Linked DNA regions of Homo sapiens: region 2 is linked to region 1. A link is a loop called in an ENCODE intact Hi-C map of the cell type or tissue named here. Cell type or tissue: gastrocnemius medialis. All regions are shown on one strand. Links, peaks and the distances in the headings refer to the core of each region. The heading gives the core; the rest is flanking DNA.

Region 1 (5,000 bases), core at 1-5,000:
CTAGGGAAGGAGATAGTGTGGAAGTGACTGTGGCTCTGGTCCTGCCTGGGAGGAGATCTACAGGGGAGGGGCCTGGCCTTGGGCTGGCCCTGCCCTGCGTGGGATCTGTGCCCTGCGTGGGATCCCTGCCCTGTGTGGGGTGCGTGGGGTCTGTGCCCTGTGTGGGGTGCCTGCCCTGTGTGGGGTGTGTGGGGTCTGTGCCCTGTGTGGGGTGCCTGCCCTGTGTGGGATGCATGGGGTCTGTGCCCTGTGTGAGGTGCCTGCCCTGTGTGGGGTGTGTGGGGTCTGTGCCCTGTGTGGGGTGCGTGGGGTCTGTGCCCTGTGTGGGGTGCTTGGGGTCTGTGCCCTGTGTGAGCTGCCTGCCCCGTGTGGGGTGCGTGGGGTCTGTGCCCTGTGTGGGGTGCCTGCCCTGTGTGGGATGCATGGGGTCTGTGCCCTGTGTGAGGTGCCTGCCCTGTGTGGGGTGCGTGGGGTCTGTGCCCTGTGTGGGATGCCTGCCCTGTGTGGGGTGCCTGCCCTGTGTGGGATGCGTGGGGTCTGTGCCTTGTGTGGGGTGCCTGCCCTGTGTGGGGTGCGTGGGGTCTGTGCCCTGTGTGGGGTACCTGCCCTGTGTGGGCTGCGTGGGGTCTGTGCCCTGTGTGGGGTGCCTGCCCTGTGTGGGGTGTGTGGGGTCTGTACCCTGTGTGGGGTGCGTGGGGTCTGTGCCCTGTGTGGGGTGCCTGCCCTGTGTGTGGTGCATGGGGTCTGTGCCCTGTGTGAGGTGCCTGCCCTGTGTGGGGTGTGTGGGGTCTGTGCCCTGTGTGGGGTGCCTGCCCTGTGTGGGATGCGTGGGGTCTGTGCCCTGTGTGAGGTGCCTGCCCTGTGTGGGGTGCGTGGGGTCTGTGCCCTGTGTGGGGTGCCTGCCCTGTGTGGGGTGCGTGCGGTCTGTGCCCTGTGTGGGGTGCCTGCCCTGTGTGGGGTGCGTGGGGTCTGTGCCCTGTGTGGGGTGCCTGCCCTGTGTGGGGTGTGTGGGGTCTGTGCCCTGTGTGGGGTGCCTGACCTGTGTGGGGTGCGTGGGGTCTGCTACACGCTTGGTGAGAAACTGCATCAGGGCTTCCCGCCGTGTGTTGCTAACATCCCCACACACGTGAGTGCCTTGGGACCCTCGTCAACACACTGAGCTGAGGCCACTGGTCCACGGCACACTGCAGTGCACATGCCCTTCCTGGCCAGAGGCTCCCAGGGGCGCCATGCTCTCCAGGCACCTGCCCCGCCTGCGAGCACAGCCTGGCCCCTGCTGCACTCTGCTCTCTCTGCCCGCTCGGGTCCACTGCAGCTGAGCGGGTGGGAGAAGCCTCTTCAACTTCACACACTTGTCGCCTCTAGCACTGGGCAAGGTCTGGCATTCAGAGTTCCAAGAAGTCCCACAGATACCAGTGGCTAAGTCTGTCTTCCCTCCAGGAATGGGGAAGCAGGAGCCGTCAGAACAGCCGTCTCCTATCTGAGGCACCAGGAACAAACATGACGTCAGGAAAAGACTGAAGGTGCCAAGCACCTAACGCTGAAGGAACCAGCATGTGCCTGGCAGCACTGCAGAGAGCACACCCCAGGCACCAGAGACCAGGGTGTCATTCACAGGTCAAAGCAAAATAAGAAAATCATAATTTTTCCCCTTGTTCCAAAGAAACATCCACGTGCAGAGGGCAGGCAGCTTCGGCCCATGGCGCTCCTGACGAGGGCTCCCTCGTGGCTGCCCCAGGACAAGCAGGACCCCGGCGGTCCTAGGCAGGGAGAAGCGAGACTCAGGGTCACAGACGAAGGCGCAGGAGAAACAGCGGGGCAGGAGGCTCCCCAGAACCCCAGGGAGGCCAGGCAATGATGCACAGCAACCTCAAAAACATTCGCTGGTTGACTGATTATTTATTTATCTATTTTATTTTTTATGGACAGGGTCTCACTCTGTCGCCCAGGCTGGAGGGCAGTGGCGCAATCACGGCTCACTGCAGCCTTGACCTCCTAGCCTCAAGGGATCCTCCCGCCAAAGTGCTGGAAGGGTGAAGGGTGTGAGCCACTGTGCCTGGCTACTTTTAGATTTTTTAAGTTTTGGGAAACCTTACACATATAAAAAAGTAGACAAAGTAGTATCATTTGAAGCAAATCCCAGATATCATATAATTTAATATGAATGCTTTCAGTGATAAGGCTTTTTAAACTGAGACCACCCTTGAGGTGGTAGAGGACAGACTTCAAAAGCAGATACAAGAGGCCCCGGGCAGACAGGGCAGGCAGAGCAGGGCAGGCAAGATGGGCTAGAAGTCCCAGGGCAAGCTGGTCTGAGAGGGCTCGGTGGGCAGAGCTGTCTTGGGGCCGGGACATGGCAGGTGCCTTCCCACTCCTTGCTGCACCCACAGCCCTTACAGAGGCCTGGTCCTAGGACGGGCTCTTGCCCAGCGCTCTGGAAGACACAGAGGTGATGCTGTCACATGCTCACGTCTGCCTGGACAGCCTCCAGGCTGCTGTGCAGGGACCACGCGGATGCACAGCCTCGGGGACTGCTTTAAACTGGGCTGATTCACAACAGACAGAATCACATTGTTCTTGGCAGGCGGCCCCCAGCCCTGACTAAGCACCGCAGAGGCCACATCTCCATGGCACTGGACCGCGGGCAGGGCCGACTCAACCCTGCATCTGGGAGGCGGGAAGCCATCCCCACAGCAACATGGAGGTCTCTGAGGGAGACGTGCCAGCCTCTGCCACTTGGACACAGCCAAGGCATCCGGCACGGTGGTGACCCTGCATCCCTCCCACCATAGCAAGGGGCACCCACACCCCTCCAGAGAGGCCTGACTGCTGGGGACCAGAGAAGAGTCTCTTGTCTGTCACGTGTCAGTTAACCCTGCACCAATGTTTCTCTTCTCATCCCTGCTGGTGTGCGCCTCTCCCTCCACCCCACTCATTTCTGAGCAAGAACGGCTCCTCTGGGGGAAGGAGGGGACGCGGCGTGTGTGAGAGCCACAGCGCCCAGCAGCCTCCCGGCCCAGGGTGGGGCTGAACGCACTGGAGTTGGACTCGCTACTATTTATTTATTTAGAGACGGAGTCTTGCTCTGTTGCCAGGCTGGAGTGCAATGGCGCAATCTTGGCTCACTGCAACCTCCACCTATTGGGTTCACGCAATTCTCCTGCCTCAGCCTCCCGAGTAGCTGGGATTACAGGCACCCGCCGCCACACCTGGCTAATTTTTGTATTTTTAGTAGCGACAGGGTTTCTTCATGTTGGTCAGGCTGGTCTCGAACTCCTGACCTTGTGATCTGCCCGCCTCGGCCTCCCAAAGTACTGGGATTACAGCCGTGAGCCACCGCGCCTGGCTGTGGACTTGCTACTTTAAGAGGGTCCTGGTTAAAATGCAAGCTTCTAGGATAAGCAACGCTCCACACTCATACATCAGAACAATCTTCCTAGGAAATCTAGTTTTGCAACATTAAACAAGAAGTTATTAAAATTGGCCCCGAAAGGGTGATAAACACAGGAGGACAAATACTACGTTTCTTAGGTCTTTTTGTTACAATCCTTGCCTGGAAAATTCTATTTTCAAAATGTTCTTTACTGTTTTCCCACCTCACAGGGATTCTCACCTACCCTGTCCTCACCTAGGCCTGCCCCTCACAGAGTAAGGACATGGTGTTCAACACGCAGTTCCAGGAGCACCCAGGGCTGTGGCAGAAAATATCCCAGAGACCCACAGAGAGCGAGAATGGCCTCAGTGGGCCAGCACGGCTGGCACCACGCAGGCGCTAACCATCAACAGACAGACCCCGGAAGCTTCTGACAACACAACAGGGCCCTGGGTGAGAGCTTCTCTGCACCATGATGAAACGGCCACCACAAAGAGACCTGAGCAGCCAGATGGGGTGGGCACCAGGTAGCCCTGGGAACGCCACCTTACCAAGTGGGATCATTCTCCCAGGAAGCAGAAGCAGATGCTTGTCTCATTAACCCTTTCAGCAACACCTCCAGAGACATCACAGAAACACCTCAAAGGTCTGAGGCCAACTCCCGCATGGCCACTGTGCAAAGAGCTAACAGCTACGTATCAACATGACGGCCTTCTACAACCAAAACCAGCATGGGGACCAAAGACGGCAAACACAGGGTTTCAGGCCTGGACTGACTTTCTCTAGGCCTAAAGCCCGAGAGTACACAGCACCGCTGGGAGCTCCAGGGAGTCACCCAGGCCCTCCCTTCTGGGGGCTGAGGTCCCTTACACAACCCATCCACACATTCTGTCCACTCACTTCCCCGTGTCTCCCAGTGTTCTTCCTCGGAGCTGTCCGCTGCTGGGAAGAGGAGTCCTCCTGGGCCTGTGCTGGTGTCCCTGCAGCCTTCCTGTCCCCAGATGTGCTGGCCCAGAGACAGGAGCCATGTGCCTGGCACTGCACCTGCCCCTCACTTCCCATCTGGGAAAACCAGCCCTCTCTGCTGGCCTTTCACTCAGCAGAGTCTCCACCTGGCTACTGTGAGCACATCCCTGGAGCACCCCACATAGGACAGGAGGGGCCACAGGCCTGCGGCAGCCACACAATCATAAAGGCTGAAGCTTGCTGAGCTGTGCTGACAAAAGCTGGGGTGTGGATCCTCTTTACTGGCTGTGCCTGCTGCCGTTCCTCTTCAACAATCTCCTTCGTATCACGAGCTCTTCTCACCTGGACCACTTCCCCCATCTGCTCTCAAGCCCGCATCCTGGCACAGCCTCTACGCCTTGTGCTATGGCTGCATTCAAGAAGTCTCAGGAAGCCAGGGACAGAGCCGAGGGCCTGACTCAGCACTCTCCCGGTTCACTCCAGGCTTTGTGGCCAGCTTAGTGCTCTACTGCCTCCAACCTTCCCCAGCAGGGCTGTAGAGAAGCTGGATGACCAGGAGGACAAGGAGGCCTCTGGACACAAGAATCACCAAAGAGCAAGCACGGCCAGCGCAGAGGCCTCTGGGCTCCCTGCAAGCAGCTCAAGACAGAATCCACTGGGA
Region 2 (16,796 bases), core at 5,537-10,536, 56 kb after region 1:
ATAGACCCACATAAATATATAGTCAACTAATTTCTTAACAAATGTAAAGAAATTGAATGGCAAAATAATCTTTTCCACAAATGATGCTGGAAATAATTGAATATCCTCATGCAAAAAACAAAAACCTCTAACCTTACCTTATGCCATACACAAAAATTATTTCATAATTGAAGTAAATATGACTGAAAACTATGTATCTTGTAGAAGAAAACTTGCTCTACGATGCTGGCTTAGAGAGATTTCTTAAAGACACAAAAAGCACAAAGTACCCAAGACAAAACTATGAAGTTGGACTTCATCAAACTAAAAACTTTAGCTGCTCTAAAGACACTATTAAGAAATAAAAATACAGGCCAAATACTTGTTAAAACACACACACACACACACACACACACACACACACACACACACACACACACATATTCAAACAACAAATAGCTGGTAAAGGACCTGTGTCTAGAATCCATAAAGAACTCTCAAAAATCAGCAGACAACCCGATTTTTAGAAATGAGCAAATGGCAGATATGAAAGTGAAGACACATGCTTCACCAAAGCAAATACATGGATAGTCCCTTCCCCCCACCAAAAAAGCCACATGAAAAGACAAGCAACATCATTTGTCACTAGGGCACTGGAAATTAAAACCGCAATTCACTAGAATGGCTAAAATGGAAAAGATGGACTACACCATGTAACGGCAAGGACAGAGCAGATGGAATTCCCATTCAACGCTGGTGGGAACACAAAACTGAGTGGTCACTTTGGAAAAGAGTCTGGCAGGTTCTTAACAAGTTAAACATTCATGTAACATGTGACCGAGAAACCCAGACCCAGAAAAGGTACCACATCCAGCCATCTGATGCTTTGCATGCAACTACTCATATCAGCTTGACTCCCAACAGCTAAAACTAGGAAACAACGGACATGTCTATAACTGCTTATTGGATGAACATGCGACATATCTACCCCCTAAAAAGCTACTCAGTAAACTACTGACATACACCACAGAACCCAGATCAATCTCAAAAGGAAGATGAAACACACCAGACACAAGAGTCCACACTCAATGATTCCATTCATATTAAATTCTAGTAAAGCAAAAGCTACAGTGACCGAAAGCACATCAGCATCCTGGGTCCAGGAAATAGGATGACATGCTGCTGCAAAGAGGAAAGGGGGAACTTTCTTGGGGTGATGGAAATACTACTCTGTATCATGACTGTGATGGTGGGAACAAGACAGTTCCAACTGATTCCTTAAAACTCTCACATCTGTAGTCATGAGCAACATGATGCTCATGTTGAGTGTGGTCAACAGGCCACATTCATGATGGTGGTATGTGCTACCATAAGATGCTAATGGAGTGGAACGGGTCCCATGGCATAAACACCTACCACTGTGTTACGATTTCTTTCCACGATTCAGCAGGGTGACTCAGCAACAGGCTCTACCATGTAGCTTAGGTGTGTGGGAGGCTCTGCCTTCTGGATCTGGGTACGCACACTCTGTGATGCTCAGAGGACAAGATCACCTAACAACGCATTTCTCAGGATGCATCCCCCGACCGCTATTAAAATTGATGCATTCCAAAGTATTTAAACTGTACCTCAAAGAAGCTCTCAGAGAGAATGCACGGGAGTGGACGATGGCGGGCACAAGAGCTCGTCAAGAGCACTGTTGTGAAGAAAAGCAGAGAGGCGGCGGCGGCAGCTGGTGGTGGGCATGGGCGAGGGGTTCCACGGCAAAGAATGAAATTGAATGCCCATCACCCCACGCCCACAGGCCGCCAAACACATCTGGAAAAGCAGAATACATTCCTGAAGGGGATGGCATCCATGGCCCTAGGGAAGGAAGACCAGATCCCAACAGGAGCAGGATGAGGCTGTCCTTGATACTGAGCAGGTGGCTGACTTCACCACACACCCTCCACTACCTCCGCAAATCACTCCAGGCATTCATTACCCACTACACCAAATAACTGATTCTCATTTCATAAATATACGTATTCAAAGAGGATCCTAGCGAACTTTTTCAAGAAAACACTGGATACAGACTCTCGGGCAGGTCTGTAAGTTAAGGCATGGAGACGAAGCTTCTCTCTGTGTTTGGCATTGAGGCAATGCTGCTGTGGGCACTGCAGACATAGGCCCTGTGACCTGGGCGCAGGTTCGTGTCATGCCACACAGCATGCAATTCCATGGACACAAAATGACCAGAACAGCAGACTCAGAGAGGACGCAGAGGCTGCAGGGGGAACAAGGAGTGACGATTAAAGGTCCAAGTTTCTTTCTGAGGTGACAGCAATGTTCTAGAACTGACAGTCCTGGTGGTTGAACAGACCCGTGAATACACTAACAACCTTTGAACTGTGCGCTTTATCTGGGTAAGCCTACGGTCTGTCAATCCTCTCAATCAAGCTGGTATTATCTCTTTTTTGGAGACAGTCTCACTCTGTCGCCCAGGATGGAGTGCAGTGGTGCGATCGTGGCTCACTGCAATCTCTGCCTCCCAGGTTCAAGCAATTCTCACGCCTCCGCTGAAATGACAGGCACAAGCCACCAGGCCCAGGTAATTTGTGTAGAGGCGGGGGTTTCAACATGTTGGTCAGATTGGTCTCAAACTCCTGACCTCAAGTGATCCGCCTGCCTCAGCCTCCCAAATGCTGGGATCACAGGCGTGAGCCATTGCACCTGGCCGATTATCTTCTTTGAAAAGCATGAGACACGTTTCCCTAGGGATGGAATGCTGGACACGAGACAAGACTTGTCCTAAGGACTGGATCTCACAGTGGCCAGGTATGCATCACGCCACGCGGTGCAGAGCCCTGGGGGAAGGCAAGTCAAGAAGCCAGGGGTCTAGGCACCGCAATGTCTCAAGGCAGCCCCCCAAGAAAACCAAGCAGAAGGCCACAGTGACGCCCTCCTGCTCTCAGGTCAGTGGCAGGAGGGCACTTGCTGATGCTGGGCACAGAGGAATGTCAGGGCAGATCTTCAAGGCTCACACCCTTCAGAGCTTCTGGCAAGCTCAACACAGTGAGCGAGCCCTGCCCCCAAGAGTGAGGCCCCTGTCAGGGCCACTTCCTCTCGCCCTGGCCCATCCAGATCTCACACACACTGTGGTAGATCTTTGAAGGGTAAAAGCTCTGTCCGCTCCACTCATCAGCACCAAAGTGTTCTGTGCCTGGCCCTTCTCCACCCAATTCACCAGTTTATTGAAGCCTCAGCTGGGTGAGTCCCGCTTGCCTCTGAAAATGTGTGTGCTCAGCCAGGCAGATTCTTGAGTGCGTTTCCTATGTGCTGCTGCCCTCCTTCAAGATGACCACATGGGCCCCCAAGCAGGGCCCCTACCTGCTTTGTCAGCATCTTGTCCTTTCCCTCTTTTCTCTCACGGCTTGTTCTACTTCACGGCATGTTTAAGCAAAGGGGGTCACTACAACAAAATTATTTTAAAACAAACATACTTCAGAAAAGTTTATGGAAAACATTAAACCTTGAATATATTAACTTTACAGGATCCATTTACTTCACCCTAACACTGAGTTAAAATTATAACAAGAGAAAGTAGGGCTGGGCGCGGTGGCTCACGCCTGTAATTAATCCCAGCACTTTGGGAGGCCAAGGCAGGTGGATCATGAGGTCAGGAGTTCAAGACCAGCCTGGCCAATATGGTGAAACCCCGTCTCTACTAAAAATACAAAAATTAGCCGTGCATGGTGGCAGACGCCTATAATCCCAGCTACTCAGGAGGCTGAGGCAGGAGAATTGCTTCAACTCAGGAGGCGGAGGTTGCAGTGAGCCAAGATGGCGCCACTGCACTCCAGCCTGGGTGACAGAGTGAGACTCCAACTCCAAAAAAAAAGAGAGAGAGAGAGAGAGAGAGAAAGTAAACAAAGTTTCTATTTATTTCTCCAGAGGATCTCAAAAGTAGAGCTGGAAATACCAGCAGTAAGAGGAACACCAGTCCAAGGCAACTACAAGGAACTGGTCACTTTTTCATTTTTTTGAGACAGAGTCTTACTGTGTCACCCAGGCTGGAGTACAGTGGTGCAATCTCGGCTCACTGCAACCTCCGCCTTCCGGGTTCAAGCAATTCTCCTGCCTCAGCCTCCCTAGTAGCTGGGATTACAGGCATGCACAACCACGCTTGCCTAATTTCTTTGTATTTTTAGTAGAGACAGGGTTTCATCATGTTGGCCAGGCTGGTTTCGAACTCCTGACCTCAGCTGATCCGCCTGCCTGGGCCTCCCAAAGTGCTGGGATTACAGGCGTGAGCCACTACGCCCGAACTGGTCACATATCTTATGGAACATAATGTTTTTCATGATCAACAGCCACTATGGGAACACAACACACATCAGCCCTGAGACACCCGAAACAAGACAGAGCAGCCTCTGCAGCCTCTCATGCAGGGAGCGTGGGGCATGTCTGCCACAGGGTGAGGGGCGGCGGGCAGAGATGGAGACATAAAGGCGGAGCTGGCTTCCAGCCTTGTGAACCAGCCCAGCTGAATGCCCCAAGTCTGTAAATAATTGATGGGAGCCAGAGCACCCAGCCCTGCAGGGCTCTCGGGAGCTGCCCGCCCAACAGTCCCATGCCTGGCACTCCCTCAGGTGCCGCCTGCAAGGTCACTCCACTGCTTCTAAATAATGCACTGCACAGATGGAGGAAAGTATACCTTTACCCATTCAAATCTTCCAAGGCACGCATTTTCACAAATTTTACATATATATAACTAAATTTTGCATTCAGCCAAAAAAAAAAAAAAAAAGAAAACTTCATGTTGAAACACTGTATCTCACCCTAGAATTTGAAAAGCCTCCTTTTCCTTCTCACTGTCAATCTTTTTTGAAGTCTCAAAAATGATTTTACTAACATTAGACAAATACCCAAATATAAAAAGTGCTTGACACAGTCAACACTGCAGCAGTGAGGTCCACTATGCCAGCGCAGTGCAGAGCCAGCCCACCTCCCTGCACCAGTGGAAATGTCACAGAGGGCAGAGGGCAGCGTGCCCAGCACCTGCTCTTGATAGGGAGGGCACTTCTAGGCTGGAATACTCAAGAGATTTGATTGTGTGTCATCAAAGCATGCTTTAAATACAAAAGCTGGCAGGGCACGGTGGCTCACTCTTGTAATCCCAGCACTTTGGGAGGCCGAGGCAGGTGAATCACCTGAAGTCAGGAGTTCAAGACCAGCCTGGCTAACACGGTGAAACCACGTCTCTACTAAAAATACAGAAATTAGCCGGGCATGGTGGCGAGCACCTGTAATCCCAGCTACTCATAAGGGAGGCTGAGGCAGGAGAAATCGCTTGAACCCAGGAGGCGGAGGTTGCAGTGAGCCGAGATCACACCTCTGCACTCCAGCCTGGGAGACAGAGTGAGACACTCTCAAACAAACAAAGGCTGTGAGTGGCCTGGAAGCTCGTTCTTCTAGCTCCTTTGGCAAAGAAAATGCCCCCAAAGGAGTGAGGGCAACAGACTTTCCAAGTCCCAGGAAATGCACAGATTCACATGCTGAAGACCCACCAGATGCAGGAAGGAAACGCCAGAACAACATGTTTGCTTTCATCTAAAAACATCAGAAAAAGTCTAAATGTTGCTGACATTTCCTGGGCAGCTGCCCTGTGGTCTCCCGTCTGGCCAAGGAGCCTCAACCCAGTTGCTCCCAACATACTCCCATCCCAGGCGAACCTATGCTGGTGATGCTCGGGAGGCGGGCAGAGGGCTCACGGAGGGAGGGCGGAGGGCTCACACCCTGAGGCTCGGAAGGCGGGCAGAGGGCTCACACCCTGAGGCTCGGAAGGCGGGCGGACGGCTCACACAGACCCACAAGGACCAAAGAGGAACGTGCAGGACTCCAACACAAACGGAGGACGATGGCAGAACAGAAGAGCTGATTAAGTTTCTGCTGCTTGTACCATAAACTTTTCATCAGCCAGACTGTTTGCCTGAAAGACCTAATCAAGGCTGACAAGAATTCAAAGCCATTTCAAAGTGCTCCTCAGGGGTGAACGTGGCCCCATGTCCGGCACATGCTCTGCTCTGAACGCTCTCTCTTCCAGCAGGGACGGCCCCAGACATCGAGTATCACAACCAACTCAAAAATAGACTGAAATGTCACAGTATCGCCAGGATCAAAAGAAGGTCTCTTAAAAATAAAGGGTTTCTTCCATTAATAAGTAAAACAAGAAAAAACCCAAAGATGCTCACTTGAACTTCATCTTGTTATGAGCATCCACCCGTCGAGGGCAGGTCTTGTGTTACTGAGCGCAGCCTGACAATCGCATCTGCACCGAGGCCCTGCCACGGCGGTTCACGGCAAGGGTCTGTGGCTCTCCTGTGCGCAGCCCAATGGAAAGGCAGAGTGACCGATGAGATAAACACCACAGGAACAGGGTGCTCCCCCCAGCACAGCTCGGGAGACCAGGGCTCAGGAACGCTAAGTGACTCGCCCAAGACCACCAGAAATGAGTTGGGAGGCTGAGGTGGGAGGATCACATGAGCCCCGCCCTGGGGGCTGAGGCGACAGTGAGCCCAGATAGCGCCCCTGCACTCCAGCCTGGGCACTGGAGTGAGACTTGTCTCAAAACAAATACAAGAAAGAATCTGGAAAACCTTAGTTACTATGAACTAGTGCTTTTCACTAACAAAACACAAGTATTTTTTAATTCTCACGTTTCTGATCATCTTTGTTTATAACATTTATAGGTTACAAACAATGAACTATTGTGGGTTTTTAAAAACTGATTACAGACTTTCAGGACGTCCAAAGGAGACATCTTTGTCAAGGGAGTAAAGTGGAGAATTCCAGAGACACGCACAGTTCTCGGTGGCAAGCCATCCGCTGAGGTGAGAAGGATGTGATCCATCAGCCAACCCTGCCTAGATGATGACACCAGCTCCGGAAGCCAGATGGAGCAGCTGGACACATTCAGAACAGTGCTTTCAAGCAGACACTGCTTGTTCCAATGTCAGCTCTATAAAGAATGTAACAGGGCCAGGCGCGGTGGCTCACGCCTATAATCCCAGCTCTTTGGGAGGCCGAGGCGGGCGGATCACGAGGTCAGGAGATCGAGACCATCCTGGCTAACACAGTAAAACCCCATCTCTACTAAAAATACAAAAAAAAAAAAAAAATTAGCCAGGCGTGGTGGTGGGTGCCTGTAGTCCCAGCTACTTGGGAGGCTGAGGCAGGAGAATGGTATGAACCCGGGAGGCCGAGCTTGCAGTGAGCCAAGATCGCACCACTGCACTCTAGCCTGGGCGACACAGCAAGACTCCGTCTCAAAAAAAAAAAAAAAGAAAAAAGAAAAAAAAAGAACGTAATGGTACAATTTTGGGGACCCCAAAAGGATAATGCACATAATAAACAACAAAAGCCTGAGGCTTCTCCCAGGCCCTGTGGCTGTAATCTCCCGGAGTCCCAGGCATCCTGCTGCTGGGAAGGGCCAGCTCCCAAGTGACCTGTGACCATCTTGGAGGGGTTGGTGGCTGCCTTGTCAGCAGGGCATGTCCCAATGCTAATGGTTCAACAGCCAGGCTTGACATCTTTTATTCTAAAAATCTACCACAGAATAGCCAAAGGGCAGTGGTGGGGATGAGGATGAGTCTGTAGGAGGGACAGTGTAAGGAAGGTGGAGCCATCTAGGGGCACTGCTCAGAGGTAGGCTCGGCCAGAGCTACAACACACCTTCGAAGATGAGTGGGGTTGGGGGCGGGGTGAGTCAGCTTCAACACACCCAGGATTCACCTCTCATCTGTCAAATCTGCTGATAAAAGTCACACCATGAAGGAAGGGCAGTCAGGGACTGTGCTCACCACGTGTCCCGGGGACAGGACACTTGCTGCCAGTCTCCAGCACCTCACAGGGAACCAGGGGGCAGGTGAGCTTGTGGAGAAACAGGAATCCTCGTGCATTGCTGGTGGGAACATATAATGGTGCAACTGCCAAAAAAAAACAGTGTGACGATTCCTCAACAAATTACAAAAGGACTAAGCATATGATCCAGCAGTTCCCCTTCTGGGTAGATATACAAAAGAACTGAAAGCAGGGCCCCCAAAAGACAGTTGTACTTCGACGTTCACAGTTCACACAGCATGGTTCCCAACAGCAAACCCGAGTGTCCCCTGGCGGATGACAGAGAAGCAGAATGCGTCTGCACACAGCATAACGCGACTCAGCCCTAACGAGGAATGCCTGTCACAGCCAATGCTGCGGACTCCACTCACAGGGTCCAGGGACAAACAGCAGCTGCACAAGAGGAAGGGCCCTGAGGGAGGAGTCTGGGAGGAACCACTGCTCATCGGCAAGCCAATCCATGGCCACAGGACAACGCTGCTGAAGGTACTGGAAGCCAGGGTGCTGGCTGCCCCTTTCTGGGGACACCTTTCCTTTCTTTTCCTATTTTTATTGAACACTGGGATGAAAGTAATGAAAAGTAGTAAATCCTTTCAAAACAATCAGATTTAGTTATGATGCTCAATTTCTGAAATCAATCTCTTCAAATAGCCAGTAAATGCTTCCTTTCCAAAGACTGAACCCTCTTACTGCTTTGAACAATGGAGGAAGTGAGTGAGGCACCAGATGCAACTTTTGACCCAAGGACACAGGTCAAGCTGTGACAGTTAACAACCAGGGTGGCTGGAGATGCTGCACCCACCCACGTGGCTTTGCTAGAATGCCACCACGTGCGGGCAGACACAGGCCACAGCCCCCACACCTCACTCTGGCATCAGCACTGGTCCCGCATGGAGCTGTGCCGGCTTGCAGAAGACGTAGAGCACACAGGCGTGTTCCTTCCCTTCTGTTGGCCACATCACAGCTGCATATTCACGGGAGTGAACATCATCTACACAACAGCTTCCACGTTTGCAAACATGCACAGCTTAGCGACCACGTTTCAAAGAGCCACGTGGATAACTGCCTATATTACTGGTACTCAATTTCCAGGTTGGGTTGGTAACTGGATTGTTTACAACACAAAGGATAACTAGTTGAGAAGATGGATACCCCGTTTTCCATGATATCATCACTACGCATTGCATGCCTATATCAAAACATCTCATGGACCCCATAAATACATTCATCTATGTACTCACAAAAACTTTAAAAATAATAATTAATAAATAAACAGAATGACTAAGATTTCAACTGTTTACCCAGGATGCTGCCTGCAGCTCATTTCAGTGACAACCCACAAGCTGCCCTCGCTGGCCCTGTGTGCTGAGGACGGGACATCTGCACCCAGCCCTAGATAACCCCACGTGCAAACCACTTCCCCTGTGCCGCTAAAACCCACATCTCACATTTCAGTTATAGTTTGTTTTTTGCCTGTAGGTTTTTTTTTTGAGAATAGGGTCTCCCTCTGCTGCCCAGGCTGGAGCGCAGTGGTGCGATCATGGCTCACCACAGCCTCGACCTCCTGGGCTCAAGTGATCCTCCCACTTCAGCCTCCAGAGCAGCTGGGACCACAGGCATGCACCACCACACCTGGCTAATTTTCTATTTTTTGTAAAGACAAGGCTATACATTTCTTATATATGTCTAAATCGTCAGTATTAAACACTGACAGAGCAAAGCCTTTCTCTGCTTCAAATTTTAATATTCCAAAATATATAAAACATCATTGTCACTGTCCTCATCTAAAAGACTGATTCTGGAAGAAAAAAAAAATCAATCTGAAACAAGATCACGGAAATGCGATCTGTCCCACACACACCATCTTTAACATGAATGGTGCCTCCAAAGAACAAATGCTAGATGCAAACTGCTTGAGTATGCTTCTTTATTTTTAGTAAAGACTCCAGAAAATCCCAGAGCAGCCATTTCCCATACAACTCAATCGCACGTACAGCCCTTTAAAAAGCAGACTCCCAGGGAACTGCAGCCAGCTCCTGGAGCCAGCCCCAGCAGAGGAGCAGGAAGACCTTCCAGCCTGCGCCAAGGAGCAGCGCACACGTCTGCTGCAGCCCCTCGGCCCCCACTGCTTCGGGATGCAGATGGCAGCACTGTGACCTCACTGTGCCTACCTCCTTGTTCCGGCCCTGCAGTCTTGATTCTTCAGGCTAATCCCACACTCTGAGCCTTGGCTGCTGGCCGAAACTGTTATTAATGGCACAGAGCTGCTCATTTCAGCTTCTTTTACCACGAAGGTAGCCGGCTGTTCACCTCTCTGCCTCTCCACACTGAAGCAGGAACTGGGTAACTGTACAAGAGGCATTTTCAACGGTCTTCATATCTGAGTCTCAACAGCCAGCAGAAGATGTTTGCATTTTAGTCTACACTACATTCTATGTGATGCAGAAAGATAAGATAGTTTTTATTCAATTCTTGTGTAAAAGCTACAAAACCCTAAGAACAGAGAGTGCCATGGATGCCAAAATCAGCATCACATAGTTTATATGTTTTTTAACTTTTAGGTTCGGGGGCACATGTGAGGGTGTACTACATAAGTAAACACATGTCGGCAGTGGGCGGGGGGGGAGGTTGTACGTGTTATTCTATCACCCAGTACTAAGCCCAGTACCCAACAGTTATCTTTTCTGCTCCTCTCCCTCCTCCCGCCCTCTCCCCTCAAGTAGACCCCCGTGTCTGGTGTTTCCTTCCCTGTGTTTTTAAGTTCTTATCATTTAGATCCCACTTGTAAAGTCAGAACATGTAGTATTTGGTTTTCTGTTCCTGAGTTAGTTTGCTGAGGCTAATAGCCTCCAGCTCCATCCATGTTCCCATAAAAGACATGATCTCGTTCATTTTTATGGCTATGTTATCTTATCTTATTTTGTATTAGGGATGGGGCTTCACTATGTTGCCCAAGCTGGCCTGAAACTCCTGGGTTCAGGCAATCCTCTCGAATTGGTCTCCCAAGTAGCTGGGACTACAGGTGAACATCACCATGCCCACTTTTCCATCTTCATCACTTGATAAACATTTATAATGAATGACATTAAATTACACATAGCAAAATTCTGAGAAACTATATACCACAAATCCTACAAAATTTAAAAGATTAAAAAACCATGGATTATTGTTATGTGCATTAGCCAATGTCAGTGGTTCCAATATTTACTTTCACCACTAAAATGGCACGAAAGCATGAAGTCGGGAATGACAGCATTCTAGAAGCCAGTGCACCTGAGATGAAATTCATGGTATGTTCGGAACCTAGAACGTCGATGGTCAACACTAGGCAGCTTCATCTGTCATACGTGGACTCCCTTTCAAAACTCCAGGTGTGTGTGTCTGTCATGTGGCTATGGAGAGGAAGAGGAGAAGAAAAGATTTCGATTCACTAAAAACTCCTGTTAAGCCTCCAAGAAAGATCCAAGTAATCAGATACCTGGTCAGTCACAGCCTCTCTGCATGAAGCCTCTCTGCATGTGGTTAAGACCTGCAAACCTCAACAGAATCCACGGTCTCTTGCCCCTGCACTGAGCCTGTGTCGGGACTTGGCCACTGCTCTGCATCAGGTGAGAGGCTCCTTGTCTCTCACATCCAGATGGATCCGATCCAACTCACACAGTGAACGACTCCAAACCTGGGCAGCCCTGGGCTCCAGGATCAGCCCACCCCAGCCCCTGCTGCAATGGCACCTCCTACTCTCATTGTGGAAACCTGTCAACCCAATTACAGACACCCTGGCTAGGCCCGTACTTCTTCCTGTAAGCCTGAAACCCTGCTCAGCTACCCTAAACCACCACCTCTGCGCACCCCTTAGGAAACCCCAGCAGCACATCCCCCTTCTTCCTCCCGCAGAGGGCCTGCCCCAAGCAGCAGGAAACGGGGTGACACAGGCCTTCCTTGGCCTCAGCACACACAGAACCATCACAGCGCCGGGGGCGGGGGGTGCTGCAGGGACACATTCCAGCTGTGCACTTCTCTGGGGGCCAGCACAGACCACTGAGCATGAGCTGCCTCATTCAGGCCAGGTGACTGTCTTCATCATCATTCAACTTTGAAACTTAGGGTTTGTGCCAGTCCACCTGTTTATGTTCCATACTTACATATCCCAAGCCATTAACAAGTGTTTTCTTCTTTGGTTATGATGCTACAGAATCAGCAGAGGAACATCCGCATCACCAGAAGGCTCTGCAGGCAGCACTGAGGCCCATCCTGCTGGGAGAATGCCGCTCTGAGGGCAGTGGGACTGCCAGCAAAGGACACAGGCTCAGGGAGACCTTCCACTCCTGCTGAAACACCAATCAGTAGAAGATCACCACCCAGAAATATCACTTTCAAGCTTAAGGATCACAAGTTACAAAGATAAATGTCTCTAAGGACTAAGGGAGAAGTACAAAGTAAAAAGATTTAAGCTTGGGAAAATTAACCCTAAACATTTAAAAACAAAACAAACAAAAAAAATCCGCACTCTAGATAAGACCTTCAAAACAGCATGCCTGTCAGAGGGACAGTAAAGGTCAGACGGGGCAGCAATGGGGTATGAGCTGGCACAGCCTTGCAACACCCTGGATGGGCGGCCAGGGGCTTGTGAGAGTGGCTCCAGGCAGGAGGACCCTGAATTTATGGGAGGGGGCAAGACTAACCCTCAAGTGCTCCTCAGATACGTTTCATTAAATGCACTGAAAGTTTTGTAAAAGATGCAAGTTTCAACATGAGATACAATTATTTACCCAATCTGACATGTGGCTTAACAAATGTGAGTGGATTAGGGGATTTTTGTTTTATTCTTCTGAAATACCAACTGCCTTCTTCTTCCCCTTCTGAAACAACCACTGGACAAACTGAACGGCACATATGCTTTTCGGGATCTCAGCGTAAGCAGCTCCCACTGCTAGGGATGAAGAGTGCTCCTCTGTCTGCCTGAGTGAAACCTCACGACACCTTGCACAGCCCGCAGTCCTTGCTGACTGGAAGCAGAACCAAAACCTGAGCTGGAGAGAGTGCACGAAAGTTCCATCTAGACCCAAACCTAAATTGCACAGCTACAGAATGAAGTGAACAGCACTGAAGCCGGAAGGGACAAGACTCAATCCCACGTGACTGAACCCATGTGTCCAGCACCAGAGATACTGGGCGGAGCACACATCTCAGCTGTGTAAAAAGTAGAAGTTCCTCTTCAAAGACTTTCCTCCCCATCTAATTAAAAATAAATAGTAACTTCTCTTAAAAGCAACATTTATTCAAAGACCTGTGCTGACATTCCTAAATATCTGCTAGCCTTAATAAAGAAATCAATGTACTTTATGTTCTTAGCTCCCACAATTTAGCCTAAGTATCTGCCCTGGCATGCTTATACTGGTCGAAGCAAGCATTAGGTCACGGCCTGTTCCTCTTCCTTAGTTGAAGGTGTTTTTACCTTTCTCAGCATTCCACAAATTACTTCCTCCTTCCTTTGTTCTCCTCTGCCTTTGCCTCTTTTAAAAAGTTCTAAGTTGCTAGCCAATCGGGACAAATACAGAATGTGAGGTCCCGTTCCAGCCAATGGAAACCGGACACAGCAGTTGGTATAAAAAAACCGGACACAGCGTCAGGTTATAAATGACCCTGGTCTCCTTTATCCGGTGTACTCTCGTGGCAAAACTGCTGGCGAGTGTACCCTTTCTGCAGAAGGTATAAAAAATGGCCTTGCTGAGGAAATTAAATTTACGTTCAAGTGCTATTTCTTTACGGCACCAGGGCACAAGCATTTCAAACAGCTGGGAACACGCCTATCCCTGTTAAAAAAAATATACGATGTTTCCAGATAAAAGAATTCTGATCAGAAATAGGTAAGTTTTCATTTAAAATTTTTTCCTATACTCTGCCTTCTGAAGCAGTCTCTAAATTCACCCTGTATTTGACGGTGCATGCGAATTTGTTATTTATGCTTAAATGCCAGCCAAGGAGTAAGATTCAGTCTGCATTAGGAGATATACCTAATGCTAAATGACGAGTTAATGGGTGCAGCACACCAACATGGCACATGTATACATATGTAACAAACCTGCACGTTGTGCACATGTACCCTAAAAGTATAATAATAATAAAATTAAAAAAAAAAAAGATTCAGTCTTGCAAAGTTTTGAAATCTCTCAAGGGGGAAAAAAAACCTTACATAGTTCACAATTCTGAGTCCAGAATCTAGGAGAAACCACCAAAACTTTCTTTGCATTCTGTCAAATTCAAACGCACTCTGTGTGCCAAGCCTCACTCACTTTATGTCCACCAAGCACCACACGCTGCTTCCCGTGTATGTGGCCCAGGCCCCTGTGAAACAAACACACTCTCTGTGGTAGACTGGAAGAACACGGGCCTGCAGGTTCCAGTCAGGAAGTGGAGTGCTAGCCCTATGCGGTGACTCATGCCTGGAGCACAGCACTTCAGGAGGCTGCGGCAAGGAGGACTGACTGAGGCAAAAAGTTCGAGACCAGCCTGGCCATCGTGGCAAAACCCTGTCTCTACAAAAAAGAAAAAAAAAATTACCCAGGTATGATGGCATACATGCCTGCAGTCCCAGCAACTCAGGAGCCTGAGCAGGAGGACAGCTTGAGCCCGGGAGTTGGAGGGTGTGGTGAGCTATCATTGTGCCATGCCACTGCATTCCTGCCCAGCCGACCAAGTGACACGCTGATTTAAAACACACACACACACACACTCAATGGAAGGCAAAAGAAAAGGAAGAAAAAAAAGACATGGAGCCTTTCTTTCCAGCCCTGGAGCCTGGGTGTACCCCAGACTTGCTGGGCCCACGAGGACCCTGCCACTTCCACCTGTGCCCTCAGGCAACATGTGGGGGCCCACACAGACTGAAGTATGAAATGGATTCAGCCCCCATCAGCCTAATGCAGCTTCATGAGTGATCCCAGGTATGACCAGCAGAAAACCACCAGGCAACACAAGAATTAAGAGAACTCATAAATCATTATTTTCTTAAGACACCATGTATTGTCTTACACCGCAATAGGTAACTGAAACACATCCTACTCACGGTAAGAACAAGCTGAAATATGGAAAGTTGTTTGAGATGCTACTTAAACACAGATTTAACTCCAGAGCAGAGCCTTTCCATGTATTTTTCTTAACCTATTCGCCCTCAAAACAGCGCTGAGCACAGCAGTCAGACCCTAAAGCAGAGGTGTCCAATCTTTTGACCTCCCTGGGCCACACTGGAAGAAGAACTGGCTTGGGCCACACATAAAATACACCAATGCTAACAACAGCTGATAAGCTTAGAAAAAAATCTCATAACGTTTACAAATTTGTGTTGGGCCACATTCAAAGCTGCCATGGGCCGCGGGCTGGACAAGCTTGCCCTATCTCACACTGTTCCCTGTCAGACTGTAAACACTACTCAGAATCACACAATCTCATCTCGGCTCCAAGTGGAAGCTTGCTCAGCACCACGGCCAACCTGATCCCACTGCAGATGTTCCAACAGCCTGGCACGCAGATGGCCCAGGGAAAAGCCTCATCGAATGCTGAATACCTGTGAGATCATTTCTTACAAAGCCAAATGAACAACACTATGTTAATTTTCAAATTTTGGCATGGAAATCACATTCTAAGACGCTTCCCAAGCTTTCTGGAGGATGCTATGAATTCTGTTTTATAGGTAACAAGTCTGGAAGCCAAAATAATCAAGATTTAATAAAATGGCCTCAAAAGTGACAAGACTCTCCTTCCCTTATGACAGACCATGTTTGCTTTCCTTTTTACTAGATGATTAACTCAATTCTTTCAACAATCCTGTCCAGTGATGACTATCTTGTTGGCTGGTCAGAAGGGGAAGTTCCAGAGCTGGTTTTTGTAGAAAACCTCAGATTCTTTCAATCCCAGGCCATCTTATCACGTAGTCTAAACCCTTGTGTCATCACCTCCTGACGTTTCCATCAGCAGAGGCAGAGCTCTCACCTTAAAGAGCATGAGGCCAAATCACTGGCTGCAAAGCACAGAACACAGACATCCTTGGCCACACAAGAGTGAGAGCCACTGAGCCCAACCAGGGTGCAGGGGAGCCTCCCAGATGAGAGGCCTGTGCTTGGTCCCACAGGGTGCAGCCTTACCGTGCTGCTGAGACACTCTGCCCAAGAAATGGCTCCAGGATTTTCTGAAACTCGCTTTCAAAATATTTCCAAGCTCTTATGTCTTGTGTATGCCTTAATAATTGAAAAAGAGGTATGTTCACTCAAGAAAGGGAAGAGCAGTAAGCCAAGTAGGGGGCCTTTTACCGCAATTCTTCCTGGGCAGTGTCTGTGGAAGGTGGTCTCTCCGCAGAAACCCAACGTTTTTTTTAACTTTGTTTTAGGTTCGGGTTGCAGGTTTGTTACGTAGGTAAACTTGTGTCATCAGGGTTTGTTGAACAGACTATTTCATCACCCAGGTGTTAAGCCCAGTACCCAACAGTTATTTTTTCTGTTCCTCTCCCTCCTCCACCCCCAACCCTCAAGCAGACCCCAGTGTCTGCTGGTCCCTCTCTGTGTCCACGTGTTCTCATCATTTCGTTCCCATTCATAAGTGACAACACGCAGTATTTGGTTTTCTGTCCCTGCATTGGTTTGTTAAGGATAAGGGCCTCCAGGCTCTATCCATGTTCCACAAAAGACATGATCTGATCACTTGAACCTGGAAGGTGGAGGTTGCAGTGAGCTAAAATGGCGCCACTGCACTCTAGCCTGGGTGACAAAGTGAGACTCCATCTCAAAAAAAAAAAAAAAAAAAAAAGACATGATCTCATTCTTTTTCATGGCTGCACAGTATTCCACGGTGTATATGCACCACATTTTCTTTATCCAATCCGTCACTGATAGATGCTCATGTGGATTCCATGTCTTCTTCTGTGAATGGTGCTGCAATGGACA

The links. A loop is a pair of places that touch in the nucleus more often than their neighbours do. Peaks named below come from ENCODE experiments on the same cell type or tissue, not always from the same donor. Only the 100,000 strongest peaks of a DNase experiment are listed, where the experiment ranks them.
Region 2: it touches region 1 in a loop (2.2-fold over the local background); 11 of 110 quality-filtered maps call a loop at or near these places.

What each region holds. Positions count from the first base shown.
Region 1 is chr16:89,299,203-89,304,202 of GRCh38, forward strand. The region is part of intron 4 of ANKRD11 (ankyrin repeat domain containing 11); the gene reads right to left. It overlaps LOC124903757 (keratin-associated protein 5-2-like), which reads left to right. Exons shown (of 2, transcript XM_047435030.1): 2 at 1-1,785. The coding sequence starts at 230. The coding sequence ends at 1,159. Among named protein-coding and RNA genes, the nearest start is that of ZNF778, 84 kb to the left of the region's middle. In gastrocnemius medialis, for the core only: no CTCF peak of the experiment used is centred there; DNase peaks (open chromatin) are centred at 1,499, 2,479 and 3,029; H3K27ac peaks cover 4,841 bases.
Region 2 is chr16:89,349,493-89,366,288 of GRCh38, forward strand. The region is part of intron 2 of ANKRD11 (ankyrin repeat domain containing 11); the gene reads right to left. All of the region lies in intron 1 of LOC128462377, which reads right to left. Among named protein-coding and RNA genes, the nearest start is that of ANKRD11, 130 kb to the right of the region's middle. RefSeq lists enhancers at 7,446-8,332, 8,333-9,219, 9,427-9,496, 11,421-11,510, 11,558-12,757 and 5 more. In gastrocnemius medialis, for the core only: a CTCF peak has its summit at 8,129 (motif pointing left); DNase peaks (open chromatin) are centred at 6,909, 7,789, 8,209, 9,231 and 1 weaker place; H3K27ac peaks cover 4,019 bases.